Linked DNA regions of Homo sapiens: region 2 is linked to region 1. Evidence: chromatin loops called from intact Hi-C (ENCODE). Cell type or tissue: mammary epithelial cell. All regions are shown on one strand. Links, peaks and the distances in the headings refer to the core of each region. The heading gives the core; the rest is flanking DNA. Region 1 overlaps LINC01562 (long intergenic non-protein coding RNA 1562). Region 2 overlaps RNF11 (ring finger protein 11).

Evidence for each region. Peaks named below come from ENCODE experiments on the same cell type or tissue, not always from the same donor. Only the 100,000 strongest peaks of a DNase experiment are listed, where the experiment ranks them.
Region 2: a loop joins it to region 1, with 7 times the contacts of the local background. A loop is called at or near these places in 1 of 110 quality-filtered maps.

The regions. Positions count from the first base shown.
Region 1 is chr1:51,212,977-51,218,360 of GRCh38, forward strand. The region is part of intron 1 of LINC01562 (long intergenic non-protein coding RNA 1562); the gene reads right to left. Among named protein-coding and RNA genes, the nearest start is that of LINC01562, 19 kb to the right of the region's middle. In mammary epithelial cell, for the core only: no CTCF peak of the experiment used is centred there; a DNase peak (open chromatin) is centred at 2,375.
Region 2 is chr1:51,259,286-51,264,669 of GRCh38, forward strand. All of the region lies in intron 1 of RNF11 (ring finger protein 11), which reads left to right. Among named protein-coding and RNA genes, the nearest start is that of RNF11, 26 kb to the left of the region's middle. RefSeq lists a silencer at 1,932-2,226. In mammary epithelial cell, for the core only: no CTCF peak of the experiment used is centred there; a DNase peak (open chromatin) is centred at 2,126; H3K27ac peaks cover 830 bases.

The DNA of each region.
Region 1 (5,384 bases), core at 170-5,169:
TCAGGTGATCTGCCTGCCTCGGCCTCCCAAAGTACTGGGATAATAGGCGTGAGCCACCACACCTGGCCGTGATTATTCTTAATTTATTGCAATATAGCTATTTGCATAAACTCAATAGAATCTGTTTTATTTTGGAATAGGACACAATTGGAGACACTGGATTTACCAAGGCTTTGACAGGAATATCATATTTTTAGATATGCCCAGGCTGCTTTAAGGAATAGAAGTTAAGGCCAGGCATGGGCCCATGCCTGTAATCCCCTTGGGAGCCTGAGGCAGGACAATCACTTGAAATCAGGAGTTCAAGACCAGCCTAGCAACATAGTGAGACCCCATGTCTACTCAAAAAATAATTTAGGATGGGCATGGTGGCTCATACTTGTAATCCCAGCACTTTGGGAGGCCAAGCAGGATTACCACGGGAGTCCAGGAGTTTGAGACCAGCCTGGGCAACAAAGTGAGATCTCATCTCTACAAAAAAATGTAAAAAATAGCCAAGCACGGTGGTGCATGCCTATGGTCCCAGCTACTCAGGAGGTGGAGGTGGGAGGATCGCTTGAGCCTGGGAGTTTGAGGCTGCAGTGAACCAAGATCATGCTACTGCACTCCAGCCTGGGTGACAGAGTGAGACCCTGTCTCAAAAAGAAAAATAAGTCTGGGCGCAGTGGCTCACACCTGTAATCCCAGCAGTTTGGGAGGCCAAGGCAGGCAGATCACGTGAGGTCAGCAGTGCGAGACCAGTATGGGCAACATGGTGAAACCTTGTCTCTATTAAAAGTACAAAAATTAGCCAGGTGTGGTAGCAGGTGCCTGTAATCCCAGCTACTCAGAGGCTGAGGCAGGAGAATCGCTTAAACCCTGGAGGTAGAGGCTGCAGCAAGCCGAAATCGCACCACTGCACTCCAGCCTGGGCTACAGAGCAAGACTGCATCTCAAAAAGAAAAGAAAAGGAAAGAAAAGAAAAGACAAATAACTTTTTAAATAATTTTTAAAATATTTTAAAGGAATAGAAGTTGACTTTATAGAGCTAATAAAACGTCTGGAAAGACTGACATGGTACCTTGTCTGTGCAGCTCCTTTACAAGTTTTCTGTTCTCGCAGCAAGAAAAGAATGTCACTTTCTGGCTAAGCACAGTGGCTAGCGCCTGTAATCCCAGCACTTTGGGAGGCCAGGGTGGGTGAGCCCAGGAGTTTGAGATCAGCCTGGCCAACATGGTGAAACCCTGTCACTAAAAATACAGAACTTAGGAGCGTGGTTGTGCATGCCTGTAATCCCAGCTACTTGGGAGGCTGAGGCAGGAGAATCGCTTGAACCCAGTAGGCAGAGGTTGCAGTGAGCCAAGATCATTCCACTGCACTCCAGCCTGGTGACAGGCAAGACTTTCACAAAAAAAAAAGTTCTAGCAAAGCCAATTTAAACGAACCTATATGGCCAATCACTATTCTTGCTGCACTTTATGCAAATAATCAGGCCAAGTATATTGTGACTAAAACTTATTTTGCAAATTAATTGGTCCTGCTATGATTTATCCTTGCTGAAAATGGGAAACTAGAGAGAGAAGAATTATGTTTTAGAAGAAAAATTATGTTTTAGAAGAAATCTATAGTCCACCCACTATTTGATTCTAGCCCTGTTCATTGTTTGTGAGTTTTTGTTATTTGCCTACAGTAAGGATGAAATCATAAATTCTTTCCTGGTTACAAGTCCCTATACTAACGTTTCCAAATTTGTCTTCCACTTTTCTGACTTGGACGCAATACAATTGCTACCGTCTTTTTCCTGAGGCCCTCCAGGCTGAAGCTCATATGTTGTGACATACAAACTGCAGGCAAGAAAAACCTGTCAGATTGCCAGCATCTACTTCCACGTTAACTGAAGATGCTTCAAGTCTTACATCCAGACAACTCACCCAACTGCCCTCCAGACTCTAAGGAAGCCGGTTTATAGATTGTACCAAACATTAACCTTTGTTTTTCTTCTGTTTGAAAGCCCATCTGCGATGCCATCTTCTGATATGGGCAGCTTTTAGTGTGTGAAACTTCTAGGGAAGTTTCTGACAGGGTAATGTTGGGGCCAGGAAACCAATACCACAAAATATGGCGTTTTGACATGCTGAACTGAAGAAGCCTCAAGGTCTTTCTGACCTTCCCCCAACATGCACATATACTGTCTCACCCAAAGTCCCTATCTGCCTAACATCCAGACTCTCCAAAAGGAACAATTATTTTTTCTTCCCTTCCCTATAAGACCAAGACTGTAACCACACCTGAAGCAACCCCTTCACAAGATAATGTACAAGTTAATCTCTGTTCCCTGATTCATTTATTCTCCCTAGTAATGCCCTCAACAGAATTCCTCTTCCCCCTCTCACAACCTGTTTTGCCAGAATAGCTTACAAGCTTCTGAATCACACTGTAGGATGGGCAATCACCCCATGATTCTCCCCATGTATGCACATTAAATAAATGTGTATGCCTTTTCTCCAATTAATCTACCTTTTGTGAGCTGATTCTTCAGTGAACCTTTGGAGGGCAGAGGGGAGGTTTCCCTTGACCCGTAAAGCCTCAGTGTATCTGATTTACTCTGTGAGAAGGACCACTGAGTTGTAGGCAGAGTTCCTGACCCTCCAAATTACAAAAACGAGCTTTTTAATCCAAGCCTCTCCAAGCAGAAAAAACAGCCATCATTGAATAATCTTTCAAAATAGAATGTCCTATAGAAAATATACATTCGCTATAAAAATAAGCACTAGGCCATGCATTCCTTGGTTCCCACGGCCACCATCCTAGTTCAGGCCCCAATATTAGACCATTGCAACTGAGTCCTAACTACCTTTTCTCTGCCTCCAGTCTCTTCCATTAGTCCATTTCCCCTTGCCACCAGATTGCTGTTTCTAAAACACAGAGCTAATCATATGACTCTCTTGATTAAGAAAAACAGAAAAACAACTTCAGTGGCTCTCACAGCCTACTGGATCAAGTACAAACTCCTTTGTCTAGTATTCAAGGTCCTCCATTAACTGGCCCCAAACTACCTCCCAACACACACACACATACACACACACACACACACACACGTTCTTTCTCTAAATTTCAGCTTCCCTGAATGTTATTCTTAGAACACAGTGAACTTTCATTTCATCAAATATTTGTATGTGTTTTTCTCTCTAAAATGCCCTTTGGCCTACCAGTCTTCTCTTTCTCTTTTTTTTTTTTTTTTTTGAGACAGGTCTCACTCTGTCACCCAGGATGGAGTGCAGTGGTGCCATCTCGGCTCCCTGGAACCTCCGCCTCCCAGATTCAAGCAATTCTCCCACCTCAGCCTCCCAAGTAGCTGAGAGTACAGGTACACACCACCATGCCTGGCTAATTTTTGTATTTTTTTTTAGCAGAGTCAGGGTTTCGCCATGTTGGCCAGTCTGGTGTTGAACTCTTGCCCTCAAGTGATCCGCCAGCCTCAGCCTCTCAAAGTGCTGGGATTACAGGCGTGAGCCACTGCGCCTGGCCCAAGTCTTCTCTTTTTAAGACCCAGTTTAGGCTGGGCACTAATATAAAAATTAGCCAGGCGTGGTGGCCCGCGCCTGCAGTCCCAGCTACTCCGGAGATTGAGGCGGGGGGATAGCTTGAACCTGGGAGGTGGAGGTTGCAGTGAGCGGAGATCGCACCACTGCACTTCAGTCTGGGCGACAGAGTGAGACCTGTCTCAAAAAAAAAAAAAAAAAGACTCGGTTTATTTTACTGCAGTTTCAGAGTGAGAAAAAAGAAAAAGAAAAAGATCCAGTTTAAATGTTGCTCCTAATGGTTAAAATCATGATGTCTGTTCCACCTGGGTCCAATCCAGGATTACTTAATGGGTGACCTTGAGCAAGTTACCTAAACTCTCTTTCCTTTAGCTTCCTCATTTATATAATGTGGGAAATAATAGTAACTACTTCTTAGAGTTGTAGGTCATAAACCAAATAATACATGTAAAACATTTAGAACAATGCCGGGCATCTGATTAGAGCTCAATGAATGTTAGCTCTGATTTAAAATAATGATAAATTAATAATGAATAAAGAAATAATACATAAATGTCCTATTTCCTGAGAAGATTTTCTTATTTATCCAAAGAAATATAATCATTTCTATCACAATACATTCACAGTTTATACTGCTTATAACATTTATTTTCACATCTCTTCATACAATTTCTGGAAGATAGAATGTGTTAAAAAAATTATTTGTTTAAAATGAGGTCATATTTACTATTCAAGGTTGTTTTTTTTTTTCTTTCTTTAGAGATAAGGTCTCACTGTGTCAGCCAGGCTGGAATGCAGTGACATGATCATAGCTCACAGTAGCCTCAAGCTCCTAGGCTCCAGCAATCCTCCTACCCTAGCCTCCCGAGCTGCTAGGCAGGTGTATGCACCACACTGGATTTTTTTTTTTTTTTTCTAGAGACAGAGTCTCACTATGTTGACCAGGCTGGTCTCAATCTTCGGGCCCCAAGTGATCCTCCCATCTTGGCCTCCCAAAGTGTTGAAATTATAAGCATGAGCCACCATGCCTGGCCAAGTTTTTTTTTTTTTTTTTGAGAGGGAGTCTCGCTCTGTCATCCCCCAGGCTGGAGTGCAGAGGCACAATCTCAGCTCACTGCAACCTCTGACTCCCAGGTCGAAGCGATCCTTCTGCCTTAGCCTCCTGAGTAGCTGGGATTACAGGCACCTGCCACCATGCCTGGCTAATTTTTGTATTGTTAGTAGAGACAGGGTTTCACCATGTTGGCCAGGCTGGTCACAAACTCTTGACCTCAAGTGATCCACCCACCTTGGCCTCCCAAAGTGCTGGGATACAGGGTGAGCCCGGCCTCTGGCCAAGTTTTTTTTTTTTTTTTTTTTTTTTTTGAGACGGAGTCTCGCTCTGTCACCCAGGCTGGAGTGCAGTGGTGCGATCTTGGCTCACTGCAAACTCCACCTCCCAGGTTCACGCCATTCTCCTGCCTCAGCCTCCTGAGTAGCTGGGACTACAGGCGCCCGCCACTATGCCCGGCTAATTTTTTTGAATTTTTTTAGTAGAGATGGGATTTCACCATTTATTTATATTTATTTATATTATTATAATATTTATTTATATTAAATAAATAAAATAAAATATTTATTGCTTTTTTTTCTTTTTTTTTTTAAACAGGGTCTCATTCTTTTGCTCAGGCTGGAGTGCAGTGGCTTGATCTCGGCTCACTGCAACCTCTGCCTCCCAGTCTCAAGCAATCCTCCCACCTTAGCCTTCTAAGCAGCTGGGGCTACAGATGTGCACTACCACGCCCAGCTAGCTTTTGTATATTTTGTAGAGATGGGGTTTCGCCATCTTGCCCAGGCTGGTCTCAAACTCCTGGTCCACCTGCC
Region 2 (5,384 bases), core at 133-5,132, 46 kb after region 1:
TGAGAAGCCCTTCACTAAGCAAGCCCCTTTTCCTCTCTAACCTCAGTTAGGTCCTTAATTAAGTTTGTTTCTTCAACTGAAAAGTGGAGGTTATTGCAACTTTTTCAAATGGTTGCAAAGATAAATGAATTTAAGGCGTGGAAATATTTAGCACAGTATCTGACACACAGTGGCACTCTGCTGAAAGAATAAATTAGGGTTTTTAAAAAATGTTGTATAATGCAGCTTCTCATCCATCCTGATTTTCCTGCAAAAATTCTCATGTTAAATGTTTTGATCCATTATCACTGTAAATCTCTTACATGTTATAGAAATTCCTGTATTTAAGCTTCTAAAATTTCCTAGACTACCTCTTAAATATGTTTTGATTTTTGGTCATGAAAGCAATGATTATACCACCACTGGAACAAATCTTTTTAAGTAACAGAAACCTTTTCCTGTTCTTTTCTAAAGCACTTCAGTGAATTAAAGATTGGTGAGGAGTGTAGGTCAAAGTTTAAGTCAATCAGTAATTGAATATTTTCTGTTGTCAAAGAGTTAATAAGTTCATGATCAAATAGCGTATGTAGGAGAAGACGTTAGAAAGATTTCAGAAACACTAAACTTATCGCATTCTCTTTGTGCTTTTAATTTTATGTAGCAATTCAAGGCCATCAATAGTTGTAGTCTTAAAAGCCCCTAAAAGCAGAAATGATATTACTTTGTGGATTGTTTAGATTTTTATGATGTACCCCTGTTTGCAAGGTGGTGTTAGGTCCTATGAATTAGGAGTTTGTAAGTTTAGTTAATTGGCTGAGGCCCATTGTTGATCTGTTAATTTTTTTGTGAATTAGTTTTTAACATACGGATCCTGCACAAGATAAATTTATACCTTTAAACATTTCAGTTTTTTGGTATCGTAAATGGTGTTCAAACTTTTTATTTTGGCTTCCAGTTCATTGCTGGTATTTACAAATACAATTAATTTATGTGTGTTCTTTTAACCTGCAACCTTGCTGAATTCATTTTAGGAGGTTTTGGTTAGAGTCCTTGGGATTTTCTAAATAGGCTCATGTCTGTTTGTCTCTCTTTAATTAAAATTTTTTAGGGTGTGTTTTTGTAAAGCGTTAATATTCAGTTTTGGGTGTTTTCATTCTCAGACTGATTCTCAACCTGGCCCTCTTTCAAACTTTCACACCTTCTCCCTTTTCAACTTCACTCCCTTCCCCAGAAATCACTGAAATGACTTCTGAGCACATTGTCATTTTATCTTACTGATTCAAAATTATTATTAGATACGTTATTATACCCTGGAGGTAACAGAATAGTGCATCCAGAGTCTTTAATTATGTAGGACAATTGTGTTAGTGGGTGAAAGCTGTTAGGCTTTTGGATTCTTGCACCTACTTTTTATTGATTTTTTTTTCCTCATTGTCAGTTCTTCATCTGCTGTTAGTGTGTCTGCCCTTAAACTACCTCTTCCTACTTCTAATAATTTGGCATGTTGGAAAACCAGATACTCAAGCTCATCACAGTATTTTCTAGCAACTCCCAATAGAGAGATCCCAGAGGCAGTGGCAGTTAAGTTGCATTTTCACTTGTGAATAAACTATTCTGGGGTTTAGATACATAGGTACTTTATATTTTTTTAAGTTAAAAATTTTTTAAAGTTTGGAACAAATTTGCTTAATAAAGTCAGTTTTAGCGGGAAATTCACATGCACATGAGAATCGAAAGAAAGAACCTTTAATGTTGATGTAAGCTTATCATTCCTTTTTCACATATACCTCACCACCTCCTCTGTGTTTAATTATCTGGACTTTTTTCTCATCCCTAGATTTTGTTTCTCAAAAATGTTTCTCCCTTAAAACATGTTTTAATGAACTCTGTAAGATCTAAGTTCTTAATCTCAAAGTAATCTTTAGATTGAGGAGTACTAAAATTGAGATCCACAGACCCTTTAAGGTCAGGGATAGAACTGCTTTCAGTGTGATTGATTTCCTTAGTAATCTTATGTGTTTTATTCAAAAACGTTATCTGAAATAGCTTTCATTGGACTGCATAAGGTTTCCATGGCAAAAAAAAAAAGTGTTAAGAATCCGTGAGAGGCAATCCCAGAGTGAGCTCCTGTCATTGCTGCCAGAAACCACAAAGCCTTTTGAGAGTTCTGAACTCTGAGTCACAGAGTTCTGATAGGTATGTGGTATTGTAATTCAGTTGAATTTTGCTGTTGGAATATTTAGGTAAATTGTCAGACGTAATTAAGATTTGCAGCATGAAATGGGCCCAAATATATATGGAGTCTTGCTCTGTTGCCCAGGATGGAGTGCAGTGGCACGATCTCAGCTCACTGCAACCTCCACCTCCCAGGTTCAAGTGATTCTCCTGCCTCAGCCTCCCACCACGCCCTGTCTGTGATAAGATTTTTTTTTTTTTTTCTTGAGACGGAGTCTTGCTCTGTTGCCCAGGCTGGAGTGCAGTGGCACGATCTCAGCTTACTGCAAGCTCGTCCTCCCGGGTTCACACCATTCTCCTGCCTCAGCCTCCGGAGTAGCTGGGACTACAGGCACCTGCCACCACGCTCAGCCTGTGATAAGATTTTTAAATAAAAATTTCACGGCTCGTTGCTATGGCTCATGCCTGTAATCCCAGCAGTCTCGGCTCACTGCAACCTCCGTCTCTCCGGTTCAAGCGATTCTCCTGCCTCAGACTCCCGAGCAGCTGGGATTACAGGCACATACCACCACCCCCAGCTAATTTTTTCTGTTTTAGTAGAGATGGAGTTTCACTATGTTGGCCAGGCTGGTCTCGAACTCCTGGTCTCAGGTGATCCACCCGCCTTGGCCTCCCTAGTAGCCTGAGGCTACAGGCATGTACCACCACTCCTGGCTAATTTTTGTAGGGATGGGGTTTCGCCATGTTGCCCAGGCTGGGATTGCGGGTGTGAGCCACTGCACTTGGCCCCAAAACAATTTTTAACGGATGATGCTGGGACACCTACATATAACCACATAGTTAAGTGAAGTTGGGCCCCTTTCTTACTATATGCAAAAATTAACTCAGAATGGTTCATACACCTAAATGTAAGAGCTAAAACTTTATAAACCTCTTAGAAGATATAGGAGCAAATGCTCATGACCTTGGGTTTGACAAACTTCTTAGGATACTGAAAGTAAAAGTAACCAAAGTTGAATTTCATTAAAATTTAAAATTTGTTCTTCAAATAACGTAAAGAAAGTGAAAAGATAACCCATAGGATGCAAGAAAATATTTGGGCTTTTTTTTGTTTGTTTGTTTGTTTGAGACAGAGTCTCCCTCTGTCATCTAGACTGGAGTGCAGCAGCACAATCTTGGCTTATTGCAATGCCACCTCCCAGGTTCAAGCAGTTCTTGTGCGTCAGCCTCCCAAGTAGTTGGGATTACAGGTGTGCACTACCACCGCCTGCTAATCTTTTTTTTTTTTTTTTTTTTTTTTGTATTTTTAGTAGAGACAAGGTTTGACCATGTTGGCCAGGCTGGTCTTGAACTCCTGACCTCAGGTGATCTGCCTGCCTCAGCCTCTCGAAGAAAATACTTGTAAATCATTGGTCTGCTAAGGGACTTGTGTCCAGGAGATAACAAAAAGATAATTTGCTATCAGAGAGGGCAAATCAAAATCACAATGAGATATCACATCTTATCCACTTGAATGGTTATAATAAAAAGATTAAGTTTAAGCAATGCTGTAGAGAAACTGGAACATTCTATTTCCCTTTTTAAAATGCACACTTCATTGATTTCCAGTGTGTTCAGAGTTACACAACCATCACTTACCAATACAGCTCTCGATGGGATTGTAAGATGGTGCAGGTGCTTTGGAAAAGTTTGGCAGTTCTACAAAAGGTTTTGCAGAGTTCCATTCATTGGTTTATATACCCAATAAAATGAAAACATGTACAAAAACTTATACATGTATTTTCATAACACTGTTATTCACAGTAGCTAACAAGTAGAAACAACCCATGTCCATCAGTGACTAAACAAAATGGTGGTGGACTATTCAGTGATAAAAAGGAATGCAATTCTGATAAATGCTGCATCATGGGTGAACTTTGAAAACATGCTAAGTGAAAGTCGAGCCACAAAAGACCACATATTAGTATGATTCCATACACAGGCATACCTTGTTTTATTGCACTTCACAGGGTTGTGTGTGTGTGTGTGTTTACACAACTTGAAGGTTTGTGGCAGCTCTGCATGAAACAATTCTTTTGGCACCATTTTCCCAGCAGCTCATTTCATTTCTCTGCTACATTTGGTAATTCTCGTGCTTTCAGACTCTTTCATTATATCTTTTACAGTGATCTGTGATCAGTTTTATTAGGGTGGTCTGGAACGAAACCCACACATCTGAATAATGCTTATCTATGAAATGCCCAGAATAGGCAAATCTATAGAGACAAAAAGCAAATTAGTTAGTAGTAGCCTAGGGCCGGGGAGTTTGGGGGAGTGACTGTTAATGAGTACACTTTCTTTTGGGGGTAATGAAAATGTTCTAAAATTGATAAGTGATGGTTGCATAGCTCTGAACACACTGGAAACCATTGAAGTGTGTATTTTAAATAGGGAAATAGAATGTGAATTATATCTCTAAGGTGTTACAGTTAATGGAAGCCTTTCACCTTATCGTGATACTGTATTTCCTCAGTGCTGAGATGTGCTTTTTAAGGCTAGGCTTGGCTGCTCACTCCTGGGATCCCAGCACTTTGGAAGGCCAAGGCAGGAGGATTGCTTGAGCCCAGGAATTCTAGACCAGCCTGGGCAACATAGTGAAAACCTGTCTCTACAAAATGTATATTTTTAATTAGCGGGGCATAGTAGCATGGGCCTGTAGTCCCAGCTACTCAGGAGACTGAAGTGGGAGGATCACTTGAGCCCGGGGGGTCGTCAAGGCTGCAGTGAGCCAAGATTGTGCCACTGCACTCTAGCCTAGGTAACAGAATGAGACCCTATCTCAAAAAAAAAAAAAAAAAAAAAAAAAAAAATATATATATATATATATATATATATATATACACACACACACACACACACACATTTATCAGGAAGATAGATGTGATGCTAGCTTTTACATCTCTCTGTGTAATTGTTCAGGAACTGCATCAGTGCTAATCTGGGGGTTTTTGTTTTGGTCAAGATTTCATGGAACATCAGAAGTAGAACATACATTGAGACCAACTATTCTAAATCCTCCATTTTATGGTCTTAAATGTCAGTCTGGCAAAATTCAGAGAAAACATTTCCCAGTAGGAGACTGCAGCTGGGAAGAAGGTGGTGCCAGCAGCAGCTTGTAAGGATATAAAGAGAAGGATCAGAAGAGCTGGCTCTTATTTCCTACTGGAGGAAAAGATACCGCTTTTGGTGAC